Linked DNA regions of Homo sapiens: all the other regions are linked to region 1. A link is a contact called in ENCODE Hi-C or POLR2A ChIA-PET data. All regions are on one chromosome and are shown on one strand. Each heading gives the region's core, a stretch centred on a gene start or an enhancer-like site at or near the end of the contact. The rest is flanking DNA. Distances are from core to core; before and after follow the strand shown. Region 1 has its middle 290 kb from the start of LINC01985. Region 2 holds the start of LINC01985 (long intergenic non-protein coding RNA 1985). Region 3 has its middle 22 kb from the start of LINC01985. Region 4 overlaps TGFBR2 (transforming growth factor beta receptor 2).

Region 1 (7,389 bases), core at 3,796-6,295:
ATCTATGAGAGCTGGAATCAACTTTTACAAAATTATTGGTAATATTGCCATTTTGATCTCTTTTCATCAATCACACGTTTTTAATGACATCCAGAATCATGAATCCTGTCCAGAAGGGTATTAATTTACTTTGCCCAGATCTATCAGAGAAATCACTATCTATGCCAGCTAAAGCCTTATAAAATGTATTTCTTAAGTAATAATACTTGAAAGTTGAAATGACTCCTTGATCCATGGGCTGCAGAATAAATGTTGTGTCAGCAGGCATAAAAACAACATTAATCTTTTTGCACATTTCCATCAGTGCTCCTGGGTAACCAGGTCCCTTGTCAATGAGCAGTAGTATTTTGAAAGGAATCATTTTTTTTTATAGCAGTAGGTCTTAACAGTGGGCTTAAAGTACTCAGCAAACCATGATATAAAGGGATAAGCTGTCATCCAGGCTTTGTTGTTCCATTTATAGAGTGCAGGCAGAGTAGATTTAGCATAATTTAAAGGGCCCTAGGATTTCCAAAATGGTAAATGAACTTTGGCTTCACCTTAAAGTCACCAGCTGCATTAGCCCCTAACAAAAAAGTCAGCCTGTCATTTGAAGCTTTGAAGCTTGGTTTTGACTTCTCCTTTCTAGCTATAAAAGTCCTAGATGGCATCTTTTTTCAATGTAAGGCTGTTTTATCTACATTGAAACTCTGTTGCTGGGATGGCATCTTCATCATTCATCTTAGCTAGATCTTCTGCAGCTTCTTCACCTGACACATGCTGCTTCACCTGACACTTTTATGTTATGAAGATGACTTCCTTAAACCTCATGAACCAGCCTCTACTAGCTTCAAACTTTTCTTCTTCAACTTCCTTACCTTCCTTAGCCTTCATAGAATTGAAGAGAGTTAGGGTCTTTCTCTAGATTAGGCTTTGGCTTAAGGGAATGTTGTGGCTGGTTTGATCTTCTAATCAGACCTCTGAAACTTTCTTCTGATCAGCCATAAGACTTTGTTATCATTCATGCATTCACTGGAGTAGCACAGTTAATTTCCCGCAAGAACTTTTCCTTTGCATTCATTACTTGGCTAACTGTTTGGTGCAAGAGGCCTAGGCTTTTGACATACCTTCCTCACTAAGCTTAACCATTTCTAACTTTTGATTTAATGTGAGAGATGTGTGACTCTTCCTTTCATGTGAACACTCAGAGGCCATTGTAAGGTTATTAATTGGTCTAGCTTCAATATTGTTGTGTCTCAGGAAATAGGGAGGCTTGAAGAGAGGGAGAGAGGTGAGGGAATGGCTGGTTGGTGGAGAAGTCAGAGTACATAGCATTTATTCAGTTTGCCATCTTCTATGAATGTGTTTTGTGATGCCCCAAAAACAGTTGCAATAATAAATCCAAGATCACTGATCACGTATCACCATAGCAGATATAATAATGATTAGAAAGTGTGAAATATTGTGGGAATTACCCAAATGTCACACAGAGACACAAGGTGAACACATGCTGTTGGAAAAATGGTGCTGATAGACACAGGCTTGCCACAAACCTTCAATTTGTAAAAAACTCAATATCTATGAATCAAAACAGAAGTGAAGTGCAATTAAACAAGTTATGCCCGTATTTCATTTACTGTAAAATTAGTAACACTATCCTTATATTCTCTTAAGTTGTACCTGTGTCCATTTACACTTTTACTCTTTTGTAATTATTGTAAGTGTACATAAGCATTTTCATTTACCAGCAGAGGAAACGGATCCTCAGAGATGGTAAAAGTGGCAAGTGCAGCAACACATACTTATCAATGGGTGATTGGTTTATTTTGGACTGCATGTTCTCACATGCTCACTCTGTTTTATCAGAGCACTTTTTCTTGACTCAACTAAAATGCCAAGAGCAGCCAGACAGTCAAATAGAAATATTTGATTATTTGACTGTTAATATTTTCTTTCATGGCCTAAGTGTTAATGACACCACAGATGAAACTGGAAAACTATTTGCCTGGGTTTTGGATGGTATTCAGTATTCTCAGCCCTGTGATGATGAAGGTAATGTGGGAAAGTTGAGGTGTGAGTGCAGTCCTGCTAATTAGATGCAGTCTGGATACTGGAATGTGATTGAGTACCGTTGACATACACATCACATCACTGATACCGTACTTGCCATCTCCTTTTCTTTCAGCTCTTAGATATGTCTTGGCAAATTATCAGTGCTGAAAAGAAGCATTTGAAAGCCAAAAGGAAGCTCAAGTGCAACAATATGGATTTAAGGAATCTGAAATGGCAACCACAAAGAAATTCTTCTAACAGTTTTTGAAGCTTGTTATTTCTTTAGCAACATGTCCTTCTTGTAGCCTTTGTGAGATCAAAAGAAGTATTAAAATCAAAGAGGCTTCCTCGATGTTTTATAGGGACTTATCACATAAAATGTGTTTTAGAATGGCAATGACGGACTTTTCCAGTTACTCAGAGATAAAAAAGATGCTCCAATGTCAAATGGAAAGCTGGAAAGAGAATTTAGGGCACTCAGAAAATTTCACTCTCTGCCTTCTACATAAGCCTGCCTAGTGAAAAGCTAGAAGGCAGAAACATGATGGAAGACACACCAGTGTGTCGTCCCCTGAGCCCCAGATCATACTTTGGTTGTCTTATATTTGCAGGCTATTCCAAGAGATGGTTAGATCCCAGGCTGACTCTCTGGAGTGAGTACATTATAGCATGATTGTGAAGAATGTGAGTTTTTGACCCAGCTCGGTTGCTTATGAGCTCTGTGACCTGGGGCAAGTTTTATATCCTCTGTTTTCTTCCCACATATAAAATGGCTGTCACCTACTTAATTGCCATTCCTATCCCCCATCTTAGTTGGGAGAGCCTTGCTCCCACTCAACAGATTGACAGTGCTGTTATTCACTTTACCAGCTTCCTTTGCACTGAGAACCTGAGCATGATTCAGTCCAGTGAAATCTAGTGAGATCTCAGGGAAAGGCGCTTAGAGACATCTAAGATGTGAGAGGAAACTCTCCTTTTCTTTGCCAGTCACTGTAATCCCATGATGATGTAGCCACCTGGTAACTATGATAGATAACGGTGAGAAGGAAGCAAATATAAAAACGGTGACTTATTGGAGAGTTGTAAAGACCCTAGATTCTTTTGTTTTTCTTCTATTTATTTTATTTTATTTTATTTTCCCCCCACTCCCCTAAATTCTTAATGACATTCATAAATTACTGCACCAGCTCTGGCATATTCCCCTCTCCTGTCATCTTCTTCTTCTTATAAGAGACAATAATGGTCCTTAATGTTACACCAGTTTTAGCTAGGTCTTCTGTAACTATAGCTGAAAAGATTATAAGAGATACAGTAATTATTACTTACCCAGTTGTTGTGAGGGTTAAAGAATATAATGCATCTGAAATACAATACATTCAAATACAAGTCTTGACATATGTACATATAGCTCTAGATAAATAATGGATGATCTTTATACTAAAAAAAGCTATTTCTCAAGTCTGATCATTGCCCACCTCCATTAATATTGGCTTTGTTTTGTGTCTCACTCTATTGCAACTTGTCAGGATCACCTCTATCTTAAGATTTCATGAGGTTGACATGACCAGATTTTGTTTTTCTTTACATGCACCAGTATTTCTTCATCCACCATTGCCCAGTGCACAGCTAGAGTAACCTAAACTTTATTTAGTTTCACTTCCGTCCCACATACTGGTAAAAGTGACAACAATTTTCCAGTGATCTTGAGACATCTTCCAGAGTGTCTCACGTGTGCTTCCCGAAAAGTCCTGGCCCTTCTCAATGTCGACTGCCAAGACCTCAGCTGCTGATAAGCAGCCGGGAAATAATTGCCTATGTTACCCACTATGGTCACCTCCCTCTTGGCAATGCCACCTCTGCTGGTGGCCCTGCCTGTACCAAACACCTCTGCTGGAATGCTCAGCATGTCAAAGTGGTACACGGTGGGTTACTCAGGATGCTAAAGCCACGACTATTTTGTGCACAAATGTGGGCTTCATGTTTCTCCCTATTTTGTGTCACATTTAGACATATGAATCTCAAAATAGTTTTACTAAGAGCCCAACATCTTAAGGAATTTTAATTAAAATAAACGTTAAGACCTTTATTTTTTGGCTTTTCTCCACCTGCTAGCCCTTTCACTTTTCTAGACTTAAACCCCTTTTCTAGACTTAATTCTGGGCCTAGGAACAGGAGAGGCAATCATCATATCTCATATAGAGTTTTCTCTTCATGTCTATTAACTAAGGATTGGCTGGTGGACCAAATTTGTCTGCTTGCTTGCTCTCTCTCCTCTAATTTCCCACAGGCAAATATAATTTGGGCCACCTTTACAACCAAACTTCTAGTTATTTTCAGATTCATGTGAAACCCAACCCTGCACAAATCTTGGGTTTAATTTGGGATCTTCATTCTGCTTTCACCAACTACCTAAAACCATCAAGCAGGAAGACCTGTCATAAAATTTTTTCCCACCTTTTGTCATTGAGGACATATTTTATCAATTCAGGCTAAAGATAATATTACTTTGCCCTCAAACTTCAGAGTGTTTTACTCCAAATGATAATAAACTCTAGAGACATACTTAATTCAATGCTTAAAAACCTAAGTGTCCTAAAGTGACCCAAGGGTTGGCCTAAATCCATCACACTGCAGGACAAAAGGAAATTCTTGTTATTTGATCTTTTGTGAAAACAGAGCAGCTGATCTACCATTCCTCTCTAACTTAGCATCACTTTTTGAGCAAATGAAAAGTTATCTATCAAACTTCTGTTTTTCTTCAGAGTTTAAAATTCTAGAGACTGGAACCATTTTCTACCTTCATCATTTTAACTTTCCAAGAAGTCTGTTTAGTGACTTTTCTTTGAAATGTCTTCATGCCCTTACATGCCTCCTGATCAGATAAAGGGACTCCACTTGCTTTGATCTTTCTTTGTAAGTCCTACTTTCTTCTGCTTTTATAGTCATCATTGTCCTCTTCCTGCACCTTCTCTAGTATTTCTGTTCTGAGTATAACTGATTGCGAAAATCTTATGTTTATCTTCCTCATGAAGGGTCAGCCAATGCCAATAAAAGCAAAAATTATCTTCATGAGGAAATGACTAAGCAATAACTTAGTAGCTTCTCATATCTTTCGACCAGACAACATTTCAACTCTCAGAAGAAAACTTGGTGGGGATATGCATGCAGGAACCATTCTTAAAAAAAAAAAATCTATTGTGTAACAAAATTAACTCTGGACTCATATAGGTTCAAAGCCCTAAGAAAAAAATTAAAGCAAAAAATCTCTAGGGCATTTTCAAAATCACTCACAGAGCAAACTCTCCTTAGAATAGTTGTCTTTATGGCCAGGATTGGGTCTATAATCCCAGTACTGTGGGAGGCCGAGGCAGGCAGATAGGTTGAGCCTAGGAGTTTGACACCAGCCTGGGCAACATAGGAAGACCCCATCACTACCAAAAAAAAAAAAAAAAAAAAAAATTATCTGAGCATGGTGGTGTGTGCCTTTAGTACCAGTAACTCAGGAGGCTGAGGTGTGAGAATCGCTTGAGCCCGGGAGGCAGAGGTTGCAGTGAGTTGAGATCACACCACTGCTCTCCAGCCTGGGAAACAGAGTGAGACCTAGTCTCAGATAAATAAATAAATAAATAAATAGTTGATGTTTTATAACATATTTCTCTTGCTGTACAGTTGGCTTTCTCTTATTGCCACAGAGTGATTTGATTGTGACAATTAAGTTACATATTCTACAGAACTGGTTTGTAGAAATAAATGAATAGGAGCAGTAAAAGAAAGAAATAGTAACATTGGAATAGCCAAGAAAGTTATACATGTAAAGATGGGTTGGGTGTTGGTTAAGCAACCATGTGAAGTCCAGACATTTGGAGATTAGTCAATAGGATAAAATTTTCATATCAAAACACTTTTCATAAAATTTCAGGGCTTTTCTGCTAAACTGAAGATCCAATAGGAAGGGATACCCACTACTCAATTTTTTTTCCTTCTTTCTGTGATCTCAAGTTTAACTGAAGTGGAAACATTAAGAAGGAACAAGCTTATAAACAAAACAGGCAATGACCTCTAGAAACAGTGGAACTTAAATATGCAAATTCCATGAGCTGTTCCCACAGGAAAGCGACTTTGCATCAAAATAAAGAAAATTTATGATGAATATGGGATGCTGTAAATTTGGGATGGATAACTGGTTTCAATAGAATTAAATTATTAACAGCAAGATTACCTATTCAAATTATAAAATTATATTTATTCAAGCCTATTTATGGGGATATTCATGAAATATGGAATTAAATATATTTTTACATAAACTAAACTAAAAACAGAAGCCTACCTATCATCAAATGGTATCTCACTGTCATATTATTGGAACATAGGTTCTAGCAGCTAAGGTATTTTTTTGTATTTATATATTAAATAATTCATAAATCTTTGTTTTGTTTTGTTTTGTTTTTGAGATGGAGTCTCGCTCTGTCACCCAGACTAGAGTGCAATGGCGTGATCTCGGCTCACTGCAACCTTCGCCTCCCAGGTTCAAGCAATTCTCCTGCTTCAGCCTCCTGAGTAGCTGGGACTACAGGCACCCGCCACCATTCCCGGCTAATTTTTGTATTTTTGGTAGAGACAGGGTTTCATCATATTGGCCAGGCTGGTCTCGAACTCTTGACCTTGTGATCCGCCCGCCTTGGCTGCCCAAAATGCTGGGATTACAGGCATGAGCCACTGCACCGGGCCTAATAATTAATAAATCTTATAAAATGTTTTAGATCAACATCTTATTCCTTGATTAATTTCTATGAATAAGAGAAAGGACTAGCATTGTTAACCATGTTTAAAACTGGAAATACCAAACCTCAGAGAGACTATGCAATTGTCCAATGTTACTATAACTTAAGTCAGCCAAGGGAACTGAAGCTAATTCCAGATGTACCAACTATTCAGTTAAAAAACAAAAACAAAAACATGAACCTAGCCCCATTAAAATGTAAGTTTTACCATTTTGTAAAAATTCACATTTTCAATAAAAGACTTACTCTCATAGATCTTTTGATATATCATTTTTGTTTAGACCAACAGTGCTGCACTCACACAAACACCTTCCCATTTCAACTTATTCATCTGAGAAGAATATCTCAACCAAAAGCCAGTCAAATTTGAAAAGGCAGAGAGAAAAGGCATAATCAAGGAAGAATTTTATATTTTGTCAATATTTTTTAAGCACTAAGGAATAGCTTTAGTTGCTGAAATAATAAAAAATAATAAATGATCACAGAGACTAAACAAGAACAGGTGATTCCTTTACTGTTTAAAGAGATCAGAAAGCAAATGGTTTCTTTGACTCAAGCAAGTCCATCTCTCACGTAT
Region 2 (7,288 bases), core at 409-2,908, 290 kb after region 1:
AAGAAGCAAAGTGACTCCTACAGAGCCTTAATCCAAAGGAAAAACTCAAAATGGTAGGACTTTCATAGCAGGCCAGAAGAACACATTGATAAAGAGGTTTTCTTCTCCTTTTTTTGAGACGGAGTCTCACTCTGTCACCCAGGATGGAGTGTAGTGGTGCGATCTTGGCCTACTGCAACCTCTGCCTCCCAGGTTCAAGCGATTCTCCTGCCTCAGCCTCCTGAGTAGCTGGGATTACAGTCACGTGCCACCATAACTGGCTAATTTTTTTTGCATTTTTAGTACAGGCAGGGTTTCACTATGTTGGACAGGCTGGTCTCAAACTCCTGACCTCTGGTGATCCACCTGCCTGGGCCTTCCGAAGCGCTGGGATTACACGCATGGGCCACCACACCCAGCTGATAAAGAGGTTTTCAACATCCTTCCTTCCAACCACATGAAGTAGGCTAGCATCTTCAGATTGATACACCTTTGGAGTAGCAGCATCTTTCCCATCCACAAAACATCACCATGCTGCTCAGCCATGGAAACAGCTGAAGTTCAGTGGGACCACCTTATGGTCTGTAAGATGGGAGGTTGGTGTCCTTCCACCTCCTCCAATGACCTCAGTTCAGTTACTTTCAAACAACCATATACTAGCTGTTGAGTTAAAAACAAATACCACTAAGCCTTATTGCCTTGAGCATGGCATCTTTTATGCCAACCATTAAGATTTATATATCCAAATGCCTTTATTTAATACCTCAAGAAAACATCTTGCCTATTGGACAATTACCTACAGTAGTTAATTTTGATGGAAGGAAATTAGAGTAGAACTGTTTATTATAATCATGTCCAATTAGGACTCAGATTTGGAATTGCTCACTAAGACTCAAGAGTGTTTGAGCTGATTCATTGATTACAATGCTATGAAGAAATTACAAAAGGAATCTAAATGCCCTTGAGAACCTAAGGGACATTTGTTAATGCCAGTACATGTCACAGAGCCTGGAGCTTTATATTTCCACAGGGTTTCTTGGAAACCCTATTTTGCCAAATACCTTGAATTCACGCCCAAGCATTCTTCCTGTTCACAGCCACATGGTGGACCCAGTGCTGAAGGGAGATTAACACTGCAGTTTTCTTGCACAAGGCTCAGACTACACAATACTAAAAAATAAAAAGATAAACATGATTCTAGGCACATTCCGTGCCTCATCTCCATGGCCCAGTTCCTGTTATCCATAAGTAGTTTTAAAATAGTCCACGTTGTTCAGTCCTGCAAAATCAACAGCACTGGAAAGTTGGCAGGTATACTTGTTTAAACAAAGCTCCCAAGTTTTCTGCTGGCAGGTGTTTCCAGAGTTCTTGGAGCACAATTCTTTGGATAGGATATTTGCCAATATACATAGCAACAGGAAAGAAAAAGTGTTTTCCTTTACCACATTGGAGACACTGAAATGCCTTAGATGCAAAGCTGGATATTCAGTTCAGAGGGTTTTTTTGGCTGCAGGTCAAGAATAAATAATAATGAGATCCAGCATCTCTCTGCTCAGAACTCTGATGGGCTTCAGAGTGGAATGAGATCACTTATCAAATTGGCAACAGGTCCTCTCTGGCCATCTCCGTATAGTTTGACCCAATGAGTTTGGTTCTCCCTTCTTTGTCAATTCCCCTGTCTCCTGAATGTCTCATTCTCAAACTAATTTTGCTTGAAATTGTGGCTGGAGATGGTATGTTTGAAACTTAATATGATGAACATAGAACAGGTAAGACATTATTCTTCCCCCATTCATTCCTAGTCATTGATTTTAGTTACATTTTTAAGTCCAGCTTTCCAAAACTGAAACATGGGACTGCTTTAAAAGCACATGACTAATTTCATAATCTGTTCCTTTGCAGTTGGATTGGTTCATAGTTGCTTCCCTCAGATTCATTCTCTGAGCCATTCAATTAAGATCAGCCTTGGTGCTGGAACCCCACAAGAGAGAAGTAATACCTTGTCTCTTACCCTGAACTGCAAAAAACTAAATAGAAGATTAAAAAAATAATAATAAGCAAAGCAAGACTAAAGTCTGAGGAGGGGAAACACAAGCAAAGTAGGGAAAGGTCTGGGGGAGAAGTTTTTAAAACTTAAAGGAAGTCAAAATGTTTCTGGCTTAGAAGGTACTTAATGGTCATTAAATTGTAACTCAGTGAAAATTAAGAGTTTTAAGTTCCGCCTACAAAAATGTAGAATACCAGGCAATACTAAAAGTTACTGTAAGTCTTTTTTTTTAGTTACGTGCTAATGGAAAATGTGTATTGAATTTAAGTTCTTTCGTTTTTGTATTAACTGGCCTCATCTTGGGGTTCAATTAATGCCTCTGTCTGTATGATAACTTTCCTTCATTTCCCTCATAGTGTCTTGTCTTTAGTATTTTGAGAACTTTCTTATAAGTTTCCAAGCAAAGATACTCTTATAGATGTTCTGGGTTCCGAATGGGCCATTTCAGTAGAGTCTAGATGTAGCTGAGGGCCTTCTCTCAGAAAATTCATCTGTTTTGGGAAAAAAAAAAAAAAAAAAAAAAAGCCTGGGTGCAGTGGCTCACTCCTGTAATCCCAACACTTTGGGAGGCCGAGGCGGGCAGATCACTTGAGGTCAGGAGTTCAAGACCAGCCTGGCCAACATGGTGAAACCCCATCTCTACTAAAAATACAAAAAGTAGCCGGGCATGGTGGCACACAACTGTAGTCCTAGCTACTTGAAAGGCTGAGGCGGGAGAATCATTTGAACCTGGAAGGTAGAGGTTGCAATGAGCCGAGATCACTCCACTGCAATCCAGCCCGGGCAATAGAGCAAGACTGTCAGAAAAACAAAAACAAAACAAAAAAACAACTAGCCATTCAATTGACAGAGAGAAAACTAATTTTTTTCTTCAGTTTAACTGTAGAACCGTGGCTACAAAAAGAAATCACATTGGTCAGATTCTGAGTTTTTTACTTCAGGAAGACATCTGAGGAAATAACAGTGATTAATAATATAAAACTTGATCAGATAGACCTGAGTTTACATTCCTGCTTTTTACCTACTTGCAGGGTGTTTTAAAAAATAAGGCTGTCAGTTCAATAATGGTGTTGCCTCTCCTAGCTGTGATAATTCGATTCATTTATTAAAATCTCTGGGCTTTGGTTCCTCAGTGATAAAACAGTCAAGATGAGTAGATGTGATTGGAAGAATTAAATGAAGTAGTATAGTCAAGAGCAGACCCCATAAAGGCGATTTGATTAGAATGGCCACAAATATTTGACTGCAACTTTAAGATCACCATACTTTTTAACTTTTATGTGTTTTCTTTCATGAGTACTAAATATCTATTGTAGGGAAATTAGAAAATACAGAGAAGTAAAAATAATGAGAATTACTTAATCACTTATAGAATCACTTGCCAGAAATAATTATTGAGAATTCGATTAAATCCTATCAGACTTAATCATAAAAAATCAAAATGACATCAGATTGTCCCTGAAATGTTTAATTTTCACCTTTTAGAGTATCTGCCTGATCTCTTTTATGAAAGTGAGTGAAGAAAGTCATAAGAAATTGATTTCTAGGAGGTAAACCAGGAGAAAGAATCCTGAGAAGATTTGGGAGGAAATGAACTTACTGTTTGTTTGTTTTCACAAAGGAAGAAATGTTGCGAATTCCAGGCAGAATATTGTTTTCTGCCAGATCCTTTCCGGAAAAGGCAATAGTGCTAAGGCAGGGTTTCTCTCAGAAAAATAGCAAGCCCTGAAGGATTTCTATTGGGTAGGTTTCACTAAAAATGAGGAATCAATATTGTTTTTATTGTCAGCTCCCAGTGACTGAATTGGAAAGGACTGAGAAAGCAATAACTTCATTTTTCAAAAGTTGCCTCCCTTTTCCCTTCTTTCCCTTCATTAGGATAATTTGTAAAAGCTTTTTGGCTCTTTCTGTGGTCTCTATTACCAAAAGATCTGAACAATTATTTTTGAAAATTTACCCCTAAAATCTATTTGATAGTAATGTTTTAATGTAATATCTAACATATTGCTTCATCATATTTGGAATATCCATAGCATAGCTAAAATTTTTTGAGTGTTCTGTTTATGCGTAAGTTCTCCAAACTCCATTTTAAAGATAACAAAACTGAAGAGCTTAGAGGTATTAAGTAAATTGCCCAAGATCACATAGGGAGTGTCAAACTGGAGCTTAAGCACATGCAGATCCACCACAGTCCAAAAAGCATCCCCTATTGACCATGGCACATTTCACCTTACTGTGTATGTACACACTCAAGCCTATACACACTCCATACCACTCATCCAAACACAGTCAGAGAAATTGCTAATAAAGGAAAATGTGCATAATTATGGAAATGTCTAAATGTAAGAATATGCTTTGCATGGGATTTATTTGGAATAGAACACCATGGCCCTAGACTTGTAATTCCATCAGGAACATCACTGGTATCTGCATGGCACAGTTAGCAATTTTAATACATTGATAAAATCCATTGATGGTCCAGGGCTTTCACATGTAAATGAATATTATAATTGCATAACCCAGAAAAAGAAAAAAAATGAGTTCTAAACAAGCTCTGAGATGATTCTTATAGAACTTATAGTATTGATGTATTGAAGGAGATCATCACAACAAAACCCTCCAGCAATCTGAGCAAGAGCACAGTACCTAGCTGTAGCAGTGGGTAGAATGAGTTTCAAGTTAAAAGAAGATACCGAATTGTTTGCAGATCTTTCCTCTTTTCTGTACTTCATAGACTCTTCTATCCCTGAAAAATAACATAATGAATATCAAAAGGGAATTTCTAGAACCATGCAAAGTTTATTTCCTCTTGCCCTATGTCCTGTGTCAGCTGAACTTCTAATAGCTTGGAGTGTGAGAAGAAGCTTTATTAATAAAGGGAGATGAAGGCAGGGAGGGAGAACTCATGTTTATTAAGCACCCACCAAAGGTCAGGCACTCACATATGTGCTATGTGCTTATGCTTTATATATTTAATCCCTTCCAACAGTACTGTAGATAGTATTATTCTCATCATCCAGTTAGAGAAGCTGAGGCTCAATAAGCTAAATAATTTTACTAATTTGACTAATCCATTGAGTATCAGAGTTAGGATACCAGCCCAAATCCAAAGCCTTTCTACTGCACTGAGAAAATAAGAAATAGGTTCTGAACTTCTCTTCCCCAATTTCACAGCCATAGTGAGATTTATTTTTAACTCTGTTCAATTTGCTAATATTTGAGGTGTCACATTCTTTGGGTAAGGATGATTATTTATAATTTTGAATTCCAGTTAAACCCCCAAAACTTATTCCAGACTATACATCGGAGTAAAAAGAGGTTTATGCAGTAACAGTTAAACTATGTTTCTCTCTGCTTTTATAAGACATAGAGCCCTCTTTACATTCCTTCCATGGAGTTTGGCACGTGTCTAAGTTGTGGTAAGCATGCTGCGAATTATCTTCTTACGACACTGGATGTCTGTCATTTTCCTCCTCTTTCACTCTGCCTCACTGCGATGGTGTTTTTGGCTCTTCGTAATACCGAGAGAGGCTGCTAACATATCTTCAGTGCCCAGGCCTTCGTTGCTATTGCTCCTGAAACTGCCAACATCATCTCCCAAGACTCTAGTGCTATCTTGTCTCTGCCCAAGTTGCCAATGCCAATGCTGCTGACTTATTGAGGTCCCAAAGCCCAGTGAAGCAATTAGTAGGAAAAAAAAGAAGGAAAACAAACTTTGTTTTCTTATTCATATTGTATGTCCATTGGGCCTGGGCCAGAGAACCATCAGAGTGACAGGCCCAAGGTCTATTCAGAGTCCCAGCTCTGTTCAACACCAGCCTACTGTTCTTGAACCAGGTTATAGCTGTTTGTCTTCACTTACCATGTGATCTTTCTCAAGAGGCTCCTCATTCTTTCTTGTAAAGACTGGCTACAGCTATATAAAAACCTAAGAATAATCTCAGATTTGGTTCCACCTGGACTCTTTACTATATACATATATATGTATGTGGAAATGAGGTCAAGGGAATGTACAGGTTTGTTCAGTGTTAACAAGCTCATTACTGGCAGATATACAATAAGTATTTGGGTATTCTAACTCCTAATTCAGAAAAGTATTATTTCCTTCATTCATATATTCATTCAACAAATATGTGTTGAAGGCTGGTTTTGTGCCAGCCACTGTAAGAAGTAATGTATACAACACATGCTAGCCCTTTAGAGCTCATAATCTACTGGTGTGATAAGTCCATTGTAGGGTTAAACTCAAGATACAATGGGAGTTAATAGGAGAGATGTCTAACCTAGGAAAGGCTTCCGAGATGACACAATCTTTAAGCTGAGCCTGCAGGACAAGAAGTTAATGAGGCTGAGGAAGAAAGCTGGTTTGTAGTCAGTGGAAAGTGGGGCTTGGGGAAGGTAGGCATTTCTGATTCAGTTAGTCAAGAAGGCAGCTGAGCTCCAAGCTTTCTTGCCAGTAAGTTTATATTTTCCCTGGTCAAGCACCTGAGTTCCTCTAAATTACTTCAGAAGTTAAATAACCATCCATTTTCTTTTTCTTGATAATAATATGGAAGTTTAAAAACAGCAAATTCATTGCATAGAAGTTTCTTTGTGAATTTATTAGAAAGAGGGAAAGAGGACAGGAGTTTAGTTCATGAGAAGGGTAGGGCCGGAAGCAAGATTGTGACTTTAAATAAGTTAGGCTAAACCAATGTAAAATAACCCTCAGGGGTGTATGGAGGTTTCATGGAGCCTGAAATTTATATAGTGTTGCAGGGCTCTCTTTGAAAAAAATAATGTAGCTGGACACAGTGGCTCATGCCCATAATCCCAGCACTTTCGGAGGCTGAGGCAGGCAGACCACTTGAGGTCAGGAGTTCAAGACAAGCCTGGCCAATGTGGCAAAACCATGTCTCTACTAAAAATACAAAAATTAGTTGGGTGTGGTGGCAGATGCCTGTAGTCCCGGCTACTCAAGAGGCTGAGGCAGGAGAATCGTTTGAACCCAGTAGGCAGAGGTTGCAGTGAGCCGAGATTGTGCCACTGCACTCCAGCCTGGGTGACAGAACGAGACCCTGAAAAAAAAAAAAAGAAAGAAAGGAAGAGAATACAGAAAGAAACCTTACTTTTGTAAATTTTTCAAATATATGACTATGAGAACACATTGTGATTTTGGAGAGATCTTATCAAAGTGAAGAGTCTTGACGCTTAAGCCTCATTAGCATCATGGCAAACAGCCCTCTAAGACACTGTTTCAGAGAGAGTGCCATCAACACTGAT
Region 3 (6,945 bases), core at 1,108-3,607, 310 kb after region 1:
AAAAAATCATTGAGGAAGTAAAAAGGTGTCCACACTAAGAAGCCCTTAAATATCAAGAACAGAGCTGAAGAAAAATAAAAGACAGATACAGAAAGGAAAGGTGGGTGAATATAATTAAAATCAAATTGCAAAGGAACATAGGTAGTAGCATCAGTGAGGTGAAGATCAGGAGATTTATATCCACGTCTTAGGTCAGATTCTCTAGGAAGTGGAATCTGAGATGGTTGTGAGCAGGAAGTTTGGGGAGAATCCTCTAGGGATCTACATCTGCAAGGGGTAAGGAACAAAGGATTGGAAGGAGGAAGAAGTCAAACTGTGATGCAGGTCCTACAAAGACTTCAGCTAATCTCAAGAGAAGCTGTAATACAAGATGGTCCTTCAGAGATATCCATCCAGGTCTTGTCTCTCTGCACCAGTGGGTCATGGGATGCTAGCTGCGTTAAGCATATAACCTTGGTAAGGAGGACAATTTCTGTGAAGAACCATCAGAAGAAAAGACTCCTGGCAGCTGGGTGATCAAATGCCTAAGTACTGAAGTGGGAATGTGGAGACCACATCATAACTTTCATTACACAGGGCCACAATTTTCTGAAAAGTGTCCAACATCCCAAAAACATAATTCTAATAAGACCTCTTCCCACAACCACACATCTAAGAAATGGCACCTTTAAGAAGTCTCCACTCAACAATTCTGAGTGATTTTCTATCCCCATCCATTCTTTGATGCAGTGGGTATTTTCACTTTGTAGAGAAAAGGAAAAAATATTTTCTAGTACAGCATCCTCCCTAGTAGGGCAGCTCAACAAGTTTATATTAACACTACCCCCAAAACTTGTTACAGATCAATTAATCTCAAGTTAAAATGATCATTTCTTGCTAGTATCCTCTGATAGTTCATTAATTGATATCAAATAATGCTACTTGTTGCTTTTAATCTCTGGTTTTTCCATGATGGTCTGCTTACCTTCTACATTGGAATAACTTCAAGGAAAGAGGGCTAATAATTGAAAACAGATATTTGTGGGTCTCTCTCCAGATGGACTAAACCTGACTCAATGAGGAAGAAGCACAGCAACCCATTCTTTATGTTTTGGGATATTTTTATGGATATAAATGTTCAAGAACTACTATTACAAGTTCTCTAATCTTCCCTAGTTTGAGTCAAATCATCTGGGAGTCATGGGCTCACAGCTCTTCACATTAGCCTCAGTAGCTCTTTTTTTATTTAATTGCACTTTGGTGAGATGCCAGCAGCCAATACTGAGGTGTATTATATAAACTTCACTGAATAACTTGTGTCTGTGTTTACTGTTGAGATTATGTGTATGACAATATATGGTATCCTGTCTGTAAAGACTTGGGAGAAAATTCTGATCTCATAATCAGATAGAATTGTTCATCTCTTCAGCAACTAGATAGATTTAACACTATAAGTAGTGTGACTCACTCACCTCTAGTGTTTCCTTCTTCTCATTGGCTAGCAGAAACTTACAAGTTTTTGGCATACCTCTAGAAAATATGCGTGACTTCATTGTGTGATTTTTGTGTCCTGACTCACTTTTACTTTCACTGAAATTTCCTGAGTCTTTTTTTAAATCATTTATTTGCTATTTCATATGTATTTTATTAAATGATTTTTTAAATCCCTTCTGGAACAAGCCTGGGTATAAATAGTCAACTGTATTCTAATTATTAACACGTACCAGACATTCAACAAGTTCAGTCCATCAGTGAAATACCTTAAAAGCAAAGACGTAGCCCCCGCCAGTGTATTATAGATGCTTTTGCAGGGAACTGTGTGAAGAAATTCTAGCAATGTTGTAAGCAATTAATTGGATAGGATTTCAACTTTTGACACCAATAACCGGTCTAACAACATTCTGTGACTTGGCATATCAGTGAACATAGGAGAAAATAATAGGGCTTGTGCATTTCCAAAGAACTATTGAGGAAGGAATTCAGAAAATATCCCACAATTTTAATTATCCTTTCTTTTCATTAATCTTCCTCGCTTATGCATGCATAAGCATACAAATAATATAAAAATTATAGAACCCCCGGATTTCATTTAAATCTTTCTGGCCCTTCGGACATTTACACAGTGCAAATTCCCTCTTTTCACCCAGTCATGCATTATACTTTGCTATAGGATGAGGAAATTCTTAATAAATGTCATCATGATTTAGTTCACTTTGGGCAAGTAAGGTTAAATTTAAAATATTTAGAAGTTTGAAGTTATTACATTACAGATGAGTTTGTATTTCTTACTATTTATTAACTGTAAGAGTATACTAGAATAAGTGTTAGATGTTGCCTATGACTATATAAAGTATCTGAGTCAACCAGAAATGAGCTCACACTTCTAATAACTTAGGCATGAATGAGTGAATCATAAAAAAGCCCCCCGTTCCTTTTATTGAAATAATCCTGGGAAAGATGGAAACAGCACAGGCCTCTGCTTCTGATAACAGATATGGGAAGGAAATATGGTACAGCCCTGGAAAATCTTTGGGCTGTTAGAATTAGCTTTCTTTTTTTTTAAACTTATTTTTTATTATTATTATTATCATTATACTTCAAGTTCTAGGGTACATGTGCACAACGTGCAGTTTTGTTACATATGTATACATGTGCCATGTTGGTGTGCTGCACCCATTAACTTGTCATTTACATTAGTTATATCTCCTAATGCTATCCCTCCTCCCTACCCCCACCCCACGACAGGCCCCACTGTGTGATGTTCCCTGCCCTGTGTCCAACTGTTCTCATTGTTCAATTCCCACCTATGAGTGAGAACATGCGGTGTTTGGTTTTTTGTCCTTGCGATAGTTTGCTCAGAATGATGGTTTCCAGCTTCATCCATGTCCCTACAAAGGACATGAACTCATCCTTTTTTATGGCTGCATAGTATTCCATGGTGTATATGTGCCACATTTTCTTAATCCAGTATATCACTGATGGACATTTGGGTTGGTTCCAAGTCTTTGCTATTGTGAATAGTGCCACAATAAACATACGTGTGCATGTGTCTTTATAGCAGCATGATTTATAATCCTTTGGGTATAGACCAATGGAACAGAACAGAGCCCTCAGAAATAATACCACACATCTGCAACCAACTGATCTTTGACAAAACTGACAAAAACAAGAAATGAGGAAAGAATTCCCTATTTAATAAATGGTGCTGGGAAAACTGGCTAGCCATAGGTAGAAAGCTGAAACTGGATCCCTTCCTTACACCTTATACAAAAATTAATTCAAGTTGGATTAAAGACTTAAATGTTAGACCTAAAACCATAAAAACCCTAGAAGAAAACCCAGGCAATACCATTCAGGACATAGGCATGGGCAAGGACTTCATGACTAAAACACCAGAAGCAATGGCAACAAAAGCCATCATTGACAAATGGGATCTAATTAAACTAAAGAGCTTCTGCACAGCAAAAGAAACTACCATCAGAGTGAACAGGCAACCTACAGAATGGGAGAAAATTTTTGCATTCTACCCATCTGACAAAGGGCTAATATCCAGAATCTACAAAGACCTTAAACAAATTTACAAGAAAAAATCAACCCCACCAAGAAGTGGGTGAAGGATATGAAAAAACACTTCTCAAAAGAAGACATTTATGCAGCCAATAGACACATGAAAAAATGCTCATCATCACTGGCCATCAGAGAAATGCAAATCAAAACCACAATGAGATACCATCTCATACCAGTTAGAATTAGCTTTCTATAGAGACAGCTGGTAACACATAGCACATTAGTTAAGCAGGCTCTGGCATTAGATTGTTAGGGGTTAAACTCTAGCCCTAATGTTTATTAAGTGGTCAGTACTGGGATATTTGACTTAGTCTTTCTGTGCCTCAGTCTCTTTCTATAAAGTAAGAATAGTAATACTACCTATCTCACAGAATTGTTTTGAGGATTAAATAGGTTGATCTATAAAGAGCCCTTGGACCTAGAAAATAATAAAATTTTAATAAATATTGAATGTTAAACCCCTCTCTGGTTGATGTCCTGAGACACAGATTTACCTGTATTCCTTATTGGGAGATTTGATATGCAGTTCAGACCAAGAATAGCCATTATTACCATAATTGCTACTAGCTCCATCCATAATGGAAGATCCCATTACATAGTAGCCAACTTCAGAATGAGCAAGCCTTGTATGCTTTGCTGAGGAAGTGGAACTTTATCCTCGAGACAAACAAGAGTCACTGGAAGGTTATAATGTAGTAAGAAGTGTTAAGTGTTCAGATTTGGCTTTTGCAAGGATTATTCTGTAGATAAAGCACTGTTGAGATGAATGAGAGAGAAACACACACATACAAACAGCAGCTTAAACAAGATAGAAGTGTGTGTTGTGTGGTGCATGTGTGTGTGTCTGTGTGTGCACGCGTAGGTTTTGGGGGATTTTTCTGTTTCCCGTGTAAATGAGATCCATTTACATGGCTAGTAAGGCAAATTCTCACATTGATCCACGAATCCTCTATTCTGCTTGCTTCTTCATCCTCAAAAATGTAGATTCACTTCAAATTCCAGGGTGGCTACTCAAAATGGAGTCATTATGTTTCCATTCCAGGATTAGGAAAGGAAAAAGAAAAGAAGGCTATACAGCCTTCCATTAAGAACACCTCCTAGAAGCTACACATGAGACTTCCGCTTACCTGTCCTTGCTGGAGCTTAGTTAGACGGTTACTTTAGATGCAAGTCAATCTGGAAAATGTGTTGCTTATTCCATATGGCCATGTAATTAAAAATACTCAACTATTAAGTGAAAGGGGGAAAGGCAATTCTAGGGGACAAGTAGGAGTCTTTACCATCTGCAAATAGCTAGTGAAGATGTCAGAAAGCTGTATCTTATAAGACTGGGTCACCAGCCAGCTTCATCCAAGAAGACCAGTCAAGGAGTATCGCAGGTTTCTGTTTTTGGTGAAAGGATAGAGGAGGTTTCATTCACAAACATAAGAAAAAGCTATTTTGTAAGGAAGATCATGAATAAATTCACCTTTAAGCATATTAAGCTTAAGATACTGGGCCGGGTGCTGTGGTTCATGCCTGTAATCCCAGCACTTTGGGAGGCCAAGGTGGGCTGATCAGGTCAGGGGATCGAGACCATCCTGGCTAACATGGTGAAACCCCGTCTCTACTAAAACATACAAAAAAATTAGCCGGGCATGGTGGTGGGTGCCTGTAGTCCCAGCTACTCCGGAGGCTGAGGCAGGAGAATGGTGTGAACTCGGGAGGTGGAGCTTGCAGTGAGCCGAGATCGCGCCACTGCCCTCCAGCCTGGGCGACGGAGCAAGAGTCCATCTCAAAAAATAAAAAAAAAAAAAGATGCTGTGGGACAACCCAATGGAAAATATATCTAAACAGTTGTATTTGAATTTGAGGAACTCAGGAGATAAATTCCCACTAGAGATACAGACTTGCGAGTCACCTCTAGAGCAGGTGGTTGAAAACAAGAAAGCGAATGAGGTAGCATGGATCTACGTTCCCCTTTCTTATTGTGGCCTAAATGGACGAGAGCATGCAGCTAGTAAGTACACTACCGCACAGGCTCTAGGATAATGGACTTGCATGGCCGCTCCAGGGTCTGAGGGCAGGGGTTACTCTCTGTATCTTCACACAAGTTGAGATGGAAAGAGGAAGCATAGTACAGACAGAACAAGTGGAAAAAGAATTCCATGGAGAGTCTGTGAAGACGGAAGCGTTTATTTCTAATGGAATGAGATCCCACAGGTTACAACAAAAAGCCTGAGGAGGAGATCAGGAGGGCAGGGAAGAAGCTCTGGGAAGGTATCTGAGAAAAGAGCTGGCCAAAGAGGCCCACATTATTATGGGTGGCTAAAACAGACATAGGAGTGTCATGTCAAATTATAAATAATTTGATTGAGACATGGTTTTTTACTTAGGTAGTACAGGGTTCTAAATCCAAGCAGAAGCAGAGGCCTGATGACCCCACAATCTATGGTCCTGTACTATATAGCCTTTGGCCTACATTCAGAGCTTGAAATGGAACCAGGACAAGGAACAGCTCTGGGACTGTGGAAGTCCTTTGCAGGGGCAGACTCTCTGTCCAGGTGTTAGAGAGATTTTTAAAATTATCTCCTTTCTGTTAGCAGCAGTCTTCAATGGCGGAGGCATGTCCTCAATATATAGCCCTCGGTTATTTATGACGGTTAACTTAGATCAAAGGACCTGCAGCCCAAAGGCCAAATCAGATCCACTGCTCATTTTTGTAAACAAAGCTTCATTGAAATAGAGTCACAACCATTCATTCAATATCATCTCTGGCTGCTTCAGTGCCACAATGGCAGAGCTGAATAACTGTACAAAGACCGTATGGCCCACAAAGTCTCAAATACAGTATTTCGTATCTGGCTTTTGAGAGAAAAAGTTTGCCAACTCCTAATTTGGGTAGACTACATAAAACACAGAATACAATATCTAGCACATAGTAAGTGCTAACAAATTACACTCGTTTTTGTTTTTATTTTTTAAGTCAAACCTTGATTACCAACATCTTTGTTATTGGCAATTTGATTTTAGACACTCTGGGGAAACCATTCATCCTTGCTAATTTACATGTTGTTGGTGGTAAAATTTACACAACTCTCCATTTTATCTAAAGCCTTGTATGTATAATTTCAGCCATATGGATTTTATGTGTGTGGAGATCATGGCTAATTCAACCATATGGAGATTATTTTAACTTAAAGGCATTAAAAACCAACTGATGATCTCATCTCTTATATATGCAATTATAATAAGAGTCAAAATGCCAGGACAAATGAATTTAAAGGGTGTTTTTAATCACTAATACTGAGCATAAAAATGGAAGTAAAAGTGAGATTCAATTTAAGATATAATATTAAAGGTTGTCACATTATGAAAATTAAAAATATGCTAAAATAGCAAAAGAAAACAAAGCAAGCC
Region 4 (7,321 bases), core at 3,973-6,472, 400 kb after region 1:
AAATAAACAAAATATAGAGAAGAACAGAACAAGAAGTGTTTTGAGTAGCAGAACACGACTCACACAGACATCTAATATTTAGTCAAATTGCTTTTATATAAAAGAAGGTATACATTGAAGAGCAACAGAGCCTACCTCTATGACTGACATTTTCAAAGAAAATGGCTAAGAATCACTTTGATGGCCAGGCACGGTGGCTCACACCTGTAATCCCGGATCTTTGGGAGGCCGAGGAGGGCAGATCACGAGGTTAAGAGATTGAGACCATCCTGGCCAACATGGTGAAACCCCGTCTCTACTAAAAATACAAAAATTAACTGGGCGTGGTGGCACGTGCCTCTAGTCCCAGCTATTCGGGAGGCTGAGGCAAGGGAATCACTTGAACCTGGGAGGCGGAGGTTGCAGTGAGCTGAGATCGTGCCACTGCACTCCAGCCTGGCGACAGAGCAAGACTCCGTCTCAAAGGAAAAAAAAAAAAGAATCACTTTGATTAGCAGAAACTATTTCACTTGCCATCATAGAAAGCTAAGCTATACTTCTGCTTTTCTACTACTAGCTTTATATAAATGTTATTTTTCTTGCAACATAAAAGAAAAATTGAGTCATATTGTTTTATTTAATTTTTCTTGAAGAACACATTAAATTAGCTCTCACACTGTGGTGTGGACTTCTTTCTGTTTTCCACCAGTGTTCTTCAGGGTGATTTTTCCAGTGGGCTTGATTAGGACTGTGTGGATCATTGTGATGCTTTGTTCTCAGTGGGGATTTTCCAGCAAAGATGAGCTTCATTAAACAATGACTGGGTTCATGGATTTATAATTGGAGTGATTTTCTTCAAACTGTAATAAATTTCAGTGTTACCTTTTTCTGAACGCCCTTTTTAAAAGGGATTCCATAGCAAGTCTTCTGGAATAATACCTTTTATATAATTCTTTAAAAACTGTAATTTTTACATACTGATTCCTGTTAAGGCAGATGTTATTGTATCAAGAAAAGACTCAAATTTTGAACATATTAAAAATAGTGTTTCTTCAGATCTGGTGGATAGGTGATGCTCAATATATATTTGTTTAATGGAATAAAAAAAGAAAAATATTAAAGATCCTAGGAAGAGAAATTAAGTTGCAGGGATATATTGCTTGTGTAACGTCTGTTTAGCATTGCAATTTTCTGAAGGGAAGGCTATCCACAACTGTTAATTCTGATCTAAGGAACTATTTCCCTTCTTAACTTCTTTGCTAGGTTATCTAAAGGGAGATATGCTTTCTCACATTTGTTTCCTTGAACTTACTTTTAATGTTGCCTTGTAGGGTCAAAACTTTAGAAATACAGCTTTCTCAGGAAACTTGGTCCTCAGATCTTTCAGACATTATCTTCCTTTAAGCTTATTGTCCTCTTGGGAATTGGCAAAGGATTCCCACCCTTTAAAAAGATAGGAAATTGTAAAATCCACACTTAAAAATTAATCTAAAATTATTTTTCAGGAAGAATTTATACAATGGCAACTAAATGCCCTGCAGCCAATTATGTTTATGATTCCTGCCTCATCTCCAAATGGTACTAGAGTTTGAGTCATATGAGAAAATTAATTGGGTTGGGCTTGATTGTACATGTATATGTATATAATAATGTTCTGGTTATAATGCAGTTTGCAGTTTTTCTAGTTACAGCTCAAGGCAAAGATGAGAAGCAACACCTATGGGCCTGACTGCCTCTGTCCAGTACTACCATGCCCCATCTCTAACTACTACATTTTTTCCTATTGAATTCTCCAGTCCATGTAGCATAAGTCCCTTCCTGAACTCAGTTTATTTTTCTAACCCTGGCTGCACGTTAGGATCACCTGCGAACTTCTAAAAGAATTCCAAAGCCTGAGCCAAGCACCTAGAAGTTCTGACTCATTGCCCTGGGGTAGGACTTTGGCATCATTATTGTTTTAAAAGATCCCCAGATGATTCCGATGTGGAACCATGTTGAGAAACACTAATCTAGCCTAACCCAGTGAGGTTACAAATGAAGAATTTCACCAGAGAGGTCAAAGTACTTGATTTCCCACAGCAAAGAAATTCCATTTACTGGGTTGAAAACTCCCATCTGTTGACTTTAAATCCAGCATAACAAATATGAGCAAGGTTTTAGAAGGTTTTGGAAACTCATCTGCAGAACAGAGCAAATACAGGCCTATCTAAAAGCATACCTCACAGTAAAGATGGTTAAAAACCAAAACCGGAGGAGGCAGAGTACTCTTGGTGGGGCTGGTAGTGGGGGGAATGGATGATTTTCCAAAAGAGAAAACACTTGACCTGGGTCTGAAAGGCTGGGTATGATTTAAGGCAGGCACTATTGTTCACTTGTTAGCCCCAGGGCCATGCTACTCCACTTCCTTCAAGGAAACAGAGGGAAGCCGGCAAGTGGCTGCCTGGGGTGTGTGTCCACACACCATATAGAGGCAGTTCTTCAGCTCTGTCAGCCATGGCCAAAGCAGGCAGTATTTGAACCACCTTGGACCACTCCTGAGGGGCAGCATCAGACACCAGGCATCCTTTCAGACACCATTCTTGGAGTCTCTTCCCTCCATCACGTAAACCTCACAGCCAACAGTGAAGGCACTGAACTCCTTCCAGGGGCTGAGCAGGCTGCCTTGGGCATGCTCTTCTTGACCTTAAAATCCACCTGATAGATCTGGTAGGGAGGTAGAAATTTTGGTGGTAGGAAAGCCAGCAATTATCAGGTCAAAGGGTTTCTGATAAAAGGAGTTATTCAGCAGAAAGGTAATCAGATTATGGGAGCCTTAAGTGCCAGTTTGGGCTAAATTCTCTGAGTCACTGGCAGATTGTAAGTAGGGGAATGACGTAATAAAACCACTGCAAAGCCAGGAGTTTGTGATGGGAAGATAGGAAATCCCTTTCTTTTTTTCCCACATGGGAAATAAAAATCTAAAGATGTGTGGGGAAGCTCCTTAGAGTGCCAGGACTTTCAGTATCCCCCAATTTATCATTAGGTTCTGTCCAGACCTCGTTCCGCACACAGTAGCCTAGAGACACCTCTGGAATAAGGTGTGACAAAAAACAAGGAAATAAATTTATTAATTTTGGAAAATGCCTTCTTTTTCCTAGGCCTCCCTCATAGACATTTTCCTGACAAGTCCCCACTTCAGGTTTCAGAAAGAGATGCACCATCGTTTGGAATTCTGAAGAAACTCAAGTTTCAATTGAGCTGAGTCTCAGTGGCATGTATTTTATTACATCTAATGCCATTTTAATGTACTTGAAACTGGGGAGATGAGGGCAATTGGTACACATGTGTAAACCACTACAAAAAGTTCACCTGAGTGTAGAAGGTAGCCAGTAGCCTAAAAACCCTGTATTTTGGAGGCTGTTACTTCATAATCTCTATTATGAAATTGGGAAAAATTATGTAATTATCTCTCTAAGATGGTCTTAGATCCACTGTTCAATAGAACTTTCTGCAGAGATGAAAATATCTTATACCTGGGCTGTGTTAAGGTTTAAGGACAGCACTGGTATAAGATATTTTCACCTTTGCAGGAAGTTCTATTGAACAGTGGGTCTGAGACCATCTTAGATGATACATGTGGCTTGAAACGTAGCAGGTGCAAATAAGGAACTGAATTTCAAATATAGATATATTTTTATTTCAGTTAACTTGAATTTAAATAGCCACAGGTGGCTCTTGGGTATCATAATGAATAGGGCAGTTATGGAGCATCATTAAAGTCCCCATTCTTCTCAAGTCCCAAAGAGGTCCGTTCAGGTAATTTCTTAGCACCTATAATCACAGTGGGACAGATTAAATTACTTGTACTTTTCCATTCCTGTGCTTTGGAATTATAGGCTGTTTCTTTGTCCTGGAAACCAGATAGTCTAATGTTTGTGGAAATACTACTTAGTAGTGCACTGCAATTATAATACTTTATTGTAGGAGGATGCAGCCAGGCCTTTTTTTTTTTTTTTTAATCATCTGTGTTTTTAGTTTTAATCTTAAAAGGATTATAAAAATAGTACTGCCTTGTGGGAGAAAAATATGCTTAAAGTCTATGAGCATGGAGTGGTAGGGATTATAAACCGTTACAAACTTCTCCTGGAAATTCTGGGGAAAGGGAAGTTAAAGCGGCCAATAGAAATCTCCTAGGAGAAAACTTGCCCTGAAGGGATGCTTTTAATTGGGTTCAGTATTTATCAGAAGAACCCTGCAAAAGTGGTTTCCCTGAAGGCATTTGGATTTTCCCCTGTGAATAAATTTCACCCACCTTGGTCACCTCTGTGCTGTATTCTCCTAGAAACTCACCTTTATTTGGCATGCTGTGACTTAAATCCTCCAAAAAAAAAAAAAAGCCTTTGAAAAAGCCTGTGGGTTTTTTTTTTTTTTTTTTTTTTTTTCTCTAAAATGTTAATTTCCTTTCTTTAGGCTTGTGTGGGCTTTGACTGGAAACTTAATCTGTGTGCCTGGGCTCTGCATTAGGTTTCAGTCATTGAAATGGGGCTTAATAAGAATTACTTGATACCTTAGGAGTCAGACGAGCCTTACATTTATCTTGGGCTCAGGGATTTGCATTTTGAGAGGTTGTGCCAGCTGACATGAGCCTTTACAGGTTTCAGCTTGTTGCAAACCTAGTTGGGTCCATTTCTCTCACTTCTGAGACCTTTTGCTGCTGCCACTCATAGCTAACGTGTTTTCCATGGAACACTACTCCTTGTCCCTAATTGTCTTCTCTCCCTACCTCAGCAGTGACACTACAGACAGCCAGTCATTTAATACGAGACTCATTCCTTAAGAAGTTGGGATAGAACTTTAATTACACAAGGCATCCAAGCCAGCAGTCAGGGCCCTTTCCAATGCGATTACTTTTCAAGCTCTGCCCTGCTTCTCCTTCCATTTCCCTCTGGGCCTTCGTTTTCAGATCTCCTCAGAAGCCGAGGAACGCAGGTCCTTTTGAATTTCTTTAGATCAGTGTTGTCCTATAGGACTTTCTGCAATGATGAAAGTATCCTGTCTATTCCTGGCCACATGTGGCTATTAAGCACTTGAAAATGGCTGGTCTGACTTGGAACTGAATGTATGATTTCATTTAACTTTAGTTAATTTAAATTTATAAATCCATGTGTCCTCATGGCTACTGTGTAGCTCTATCTAGATTATGCCCTTGACTTTTGAACAATGTGTCTTGGGAGAGTTCTCTTGGCTCTGGCCCTCCACTTTCATGAACCAGCTCCTCCCAGTGGGGAAAGAAGAACTCTCTTTGACTTCAGAACTGACTTCCTTTTATTGCTAAGTTAGACAGGCTAGGCCTTGAGCTTAAAACTCTTCACCAACTGTTTATACCCTCCATACCTGGCCTCAACATGTCCTTTTTTCTCTGTGACTATATCCTTATTCTTTATCCAGCAACAGCAAATATGCATTAATTTTCTGCAGATAAGGTTTCCTTTGGAACTTAAGGAAGAGGTATGAAACTTGGCTTTGGAGGACTTAGGGATAGGAAAGCCATCACCAAGTGTTTATAGAGTACCAACCACCGTGTGCCAGCCAATGTTTGAGATTTGGGGAATACAGAGTGAATTAAAGTCCATGTGTACAAGCTAATAAACAAGATTCTATCAACATGTCAGCAGATAAGTACAGCGCGAGGGTCTGAGAACAATGGTAGATGCTTGTAATTTTAGAAGCGGTTGTCAAGAATGGCATCTTTGATAATGTGATATTTGAGCAGTAATTGGTATGAAATCGGGATGAAGAAGGCAGATCTCTGGGTTAAGCGCATTCTAGTTGGAGGGAACAGCAAGTACAGTGTCCTAAAAACAGACTGTGCTTGTCATTTCCTCCCCTCCTCCCCCATGGTTTCTCATTTTTGCTTCTCTTTCTAAGAGTTACATTTATAGGCATACATTTTTACACTGGACATCACAAGAAATTGAGCGAGTTCACAACTCCACTGGTGCTGGTAAAAAGATTATGCTAAGATGGATAAAAGACTATGAAACATAGTCAAAATGCACTTCTCAGTCACCTCTGGCCATACGATTTTACACATCTGGGTTCTCACCCCAGAATGAGATAGGTTTAATAGATAAGATTCAGTGTGGGGCAAATCTAAGGTGCCAAAGTTAGGTACATACTAGAACTTCCATAAAGAGTTGTCTTAAGAAATAGAAAGCATTATAATTTGACTTTGTAGCCAAAGGTCATTCAAAACATTTCAAAGTTTAGATCACTTATTCCAGTTTTATCTCTAGTACTAAATGTTATTTCAGCACACAAATGTGGTCATTCCCCATGGATGGAAGGAGCCAGCTGTGTTCCAGAACTATGTTGGAAGATTGCACCTTGAAGACTGTGTGCATGGTTCTCATTTTCCATCTTAAAATCACTGCTGGAATCTATCTTGACTTTTCCACAGCCCATTGACAACTGTCATTATGTAAATACTGTCCTTTTTTCTCACCAACTACTGTGGCTGATGTCTCCCCTCCAAAATTTATGTTGAAACTTAATCCCCATTGTGGTGGTATCAAGAGACGGAGATTTGGGGGAAGTGATTAAGTCATGAGTGGATTAGTCCCACATAAAAGGGCTGGAGGTAACCAGCCTGGATCCTTTTGCCCTTCCATTTTCTGCTATGTGATGACACAGTACTGGTCCTCTCTAGAGGACACAGCAACAAAGCACCATCTTGGAAGCAGGAAAGGGGGCTCTTACGAGACATCAGAACTGCCAGTGCCTTGATTTTGGACTTGTCAGCCTCTAGAACTGTGAAAAATTTCTGTCCTTTATAAATCACCCAGTCTCACATATTTTGTATGGCAGCCAAACAGACTAAGTTACCAACCTTAGTGGGATTGCTAGGACTTGGAAAGGAGTAGCCTTTTTTTTTTTTTTTTTTTTTTAAATACAGAGTCTTGCTCTGTCGTAAGGCTGGAATGTAGTGGCACAGTCTTGGCCATCTGCAACCTCTGTCTCCTGGGTTCAAGTGATTCTCCTGCCTCAGCCTCCTGAGTAGCTGGGACTACAGGCACGCACCATCAAGCCCTAGCTAATTTTTGTATTTTTAGTAGAGACGGGGTTTCGCCATATTGGCCAGGATGGTCTTGATTTCTTGACCTCGTGATTCACCCACCTCGGCCTACCAGAGTGCTGGGATTACAGGCGTGAGCCACCGTGCCAGGCCGGGAGTAGATATTTTAATCACAGGAGGTAGCATCAGAAAAGTTGCAGCTACTCACCACAAGAGAGACCTTTATGATGTTTACTGCAAATTGCATCAAGGTCATGACAGCAATGAGTAATGCCCAGGAAAGGCGAA

Evidence for each region. A loop is a pair of places that touch in the nucleus more often than their neighbours do. ChIA-PET counts read pairs that join two places held with the same protein, here RNA polymerase II (POLR2A). Pooled maps may share reads with other maps.
Region 2: a loop to region 1 is called in a map of heart left ventricle, with 3 times the contacts of the local background. The contact joins the promoter of LINC01985 here to the enhancer-like site in region 1. A Hi-C loop is called at or near these places in 3 of 168 maps with a recorded cell type or tissue (heart left ventricle, mammary epithelial cell and vagina) and 5 of 50 pooled maps. POLR2A ChIA-PET finds 5 or more read pairs at or near these places in 1 of 52 experiments (PC-3).
Region 3: a loop to region 1 is called in a map of endothelial cell of umbilical vein, with 11 times the contacts of the local background. The contact joins two enhancer-like sites. A Hi-C loop is called at or near these places in 2 of 168 maps with a recorded cell type or tissue (cardiac septum and endothelial cell of umbilical vein) and 1 of 50 pooled maps.
Region 4: a map of Caco-2 shows a loop between it and region 1 (4-fold over the local background). The contact joins two enhancer-like sites. A Hi-C loop is called at or near these places in 2 of 168 maps with a recorded cell type or tissue (Caco-2 and naive thymus-derived CD4-positive, alpha-beta T cell) and 2 of 50 pooled maps. POLR2A ChIA-PET finds 5 or more read pairs at or near these places in 3 of 52 experiments (HepG2, activated B cell and activated CD4-positive, alpha-beta T cell).

The regions. Positions count from the first base shown.
Region 1 is chr3:30,223,071-30,230,459 of GRCh38, forward strand. No RefSeq gene overlaps it. Among named protein-coding and RNA genes, the nearest start is that of LINC01985, 290 kb to the right of the region's middle. Within about 2 kb of position 5,046, at least 6 of the 41 ENCODE cell types and tissues checked have a DNase peak (open chromatin) inside an H3K27ac peak, as active enhancers do; they include PC-3 and endothelial cell of umbilical vein, where a contact is called at or near this core.
Region 2 is chr3:30,517,210-30,524,497 of GRCh38, forward strand. It overlaps LINC01985 (long intergenic non-protein coding RNA 1985), which reads left to right and starts at 1,659. Exons shown (of 3, transcript NR_147054.1): 1 at 1,659-1,748.
Region 3 is chr3:30,537,599-30,544,543 of GRCh38, forward strand. No RefSeq gene overlaps it. Among named protein-coding and RNA genes, the nearest start is that of LINC01985, 22 kb to the left of the region's middle. Within about 2 kb of position 2,358, at least 5 of the 41 ENCODE cell types and tissues checked have a DNase peak (open chromatin) inside an H3K27ac peak, as active enhancers do; they include endothelial cell of umbilical vein, where a contact is called at or near this core.
Region 4 is chr3:30,624,154-30,631,474 of GRCh38, forward strand. The region is part of intron 1 of TGFBR2 (transforming growth factor beta receptor 2); the gene reads left to right. It also overlaps the pseudogene KLHL25P1. Among named protein-coding and RNA genes, the nearest start is that of TGFBR2, 21 kb to the left of the region's middle. Within about 2 kb of position 5,223, at least 9 of the 41 ENCODE cell types and tissues checked have a DNase peak (open chromatin) inside an H3K27ac peak, as active enhancers do.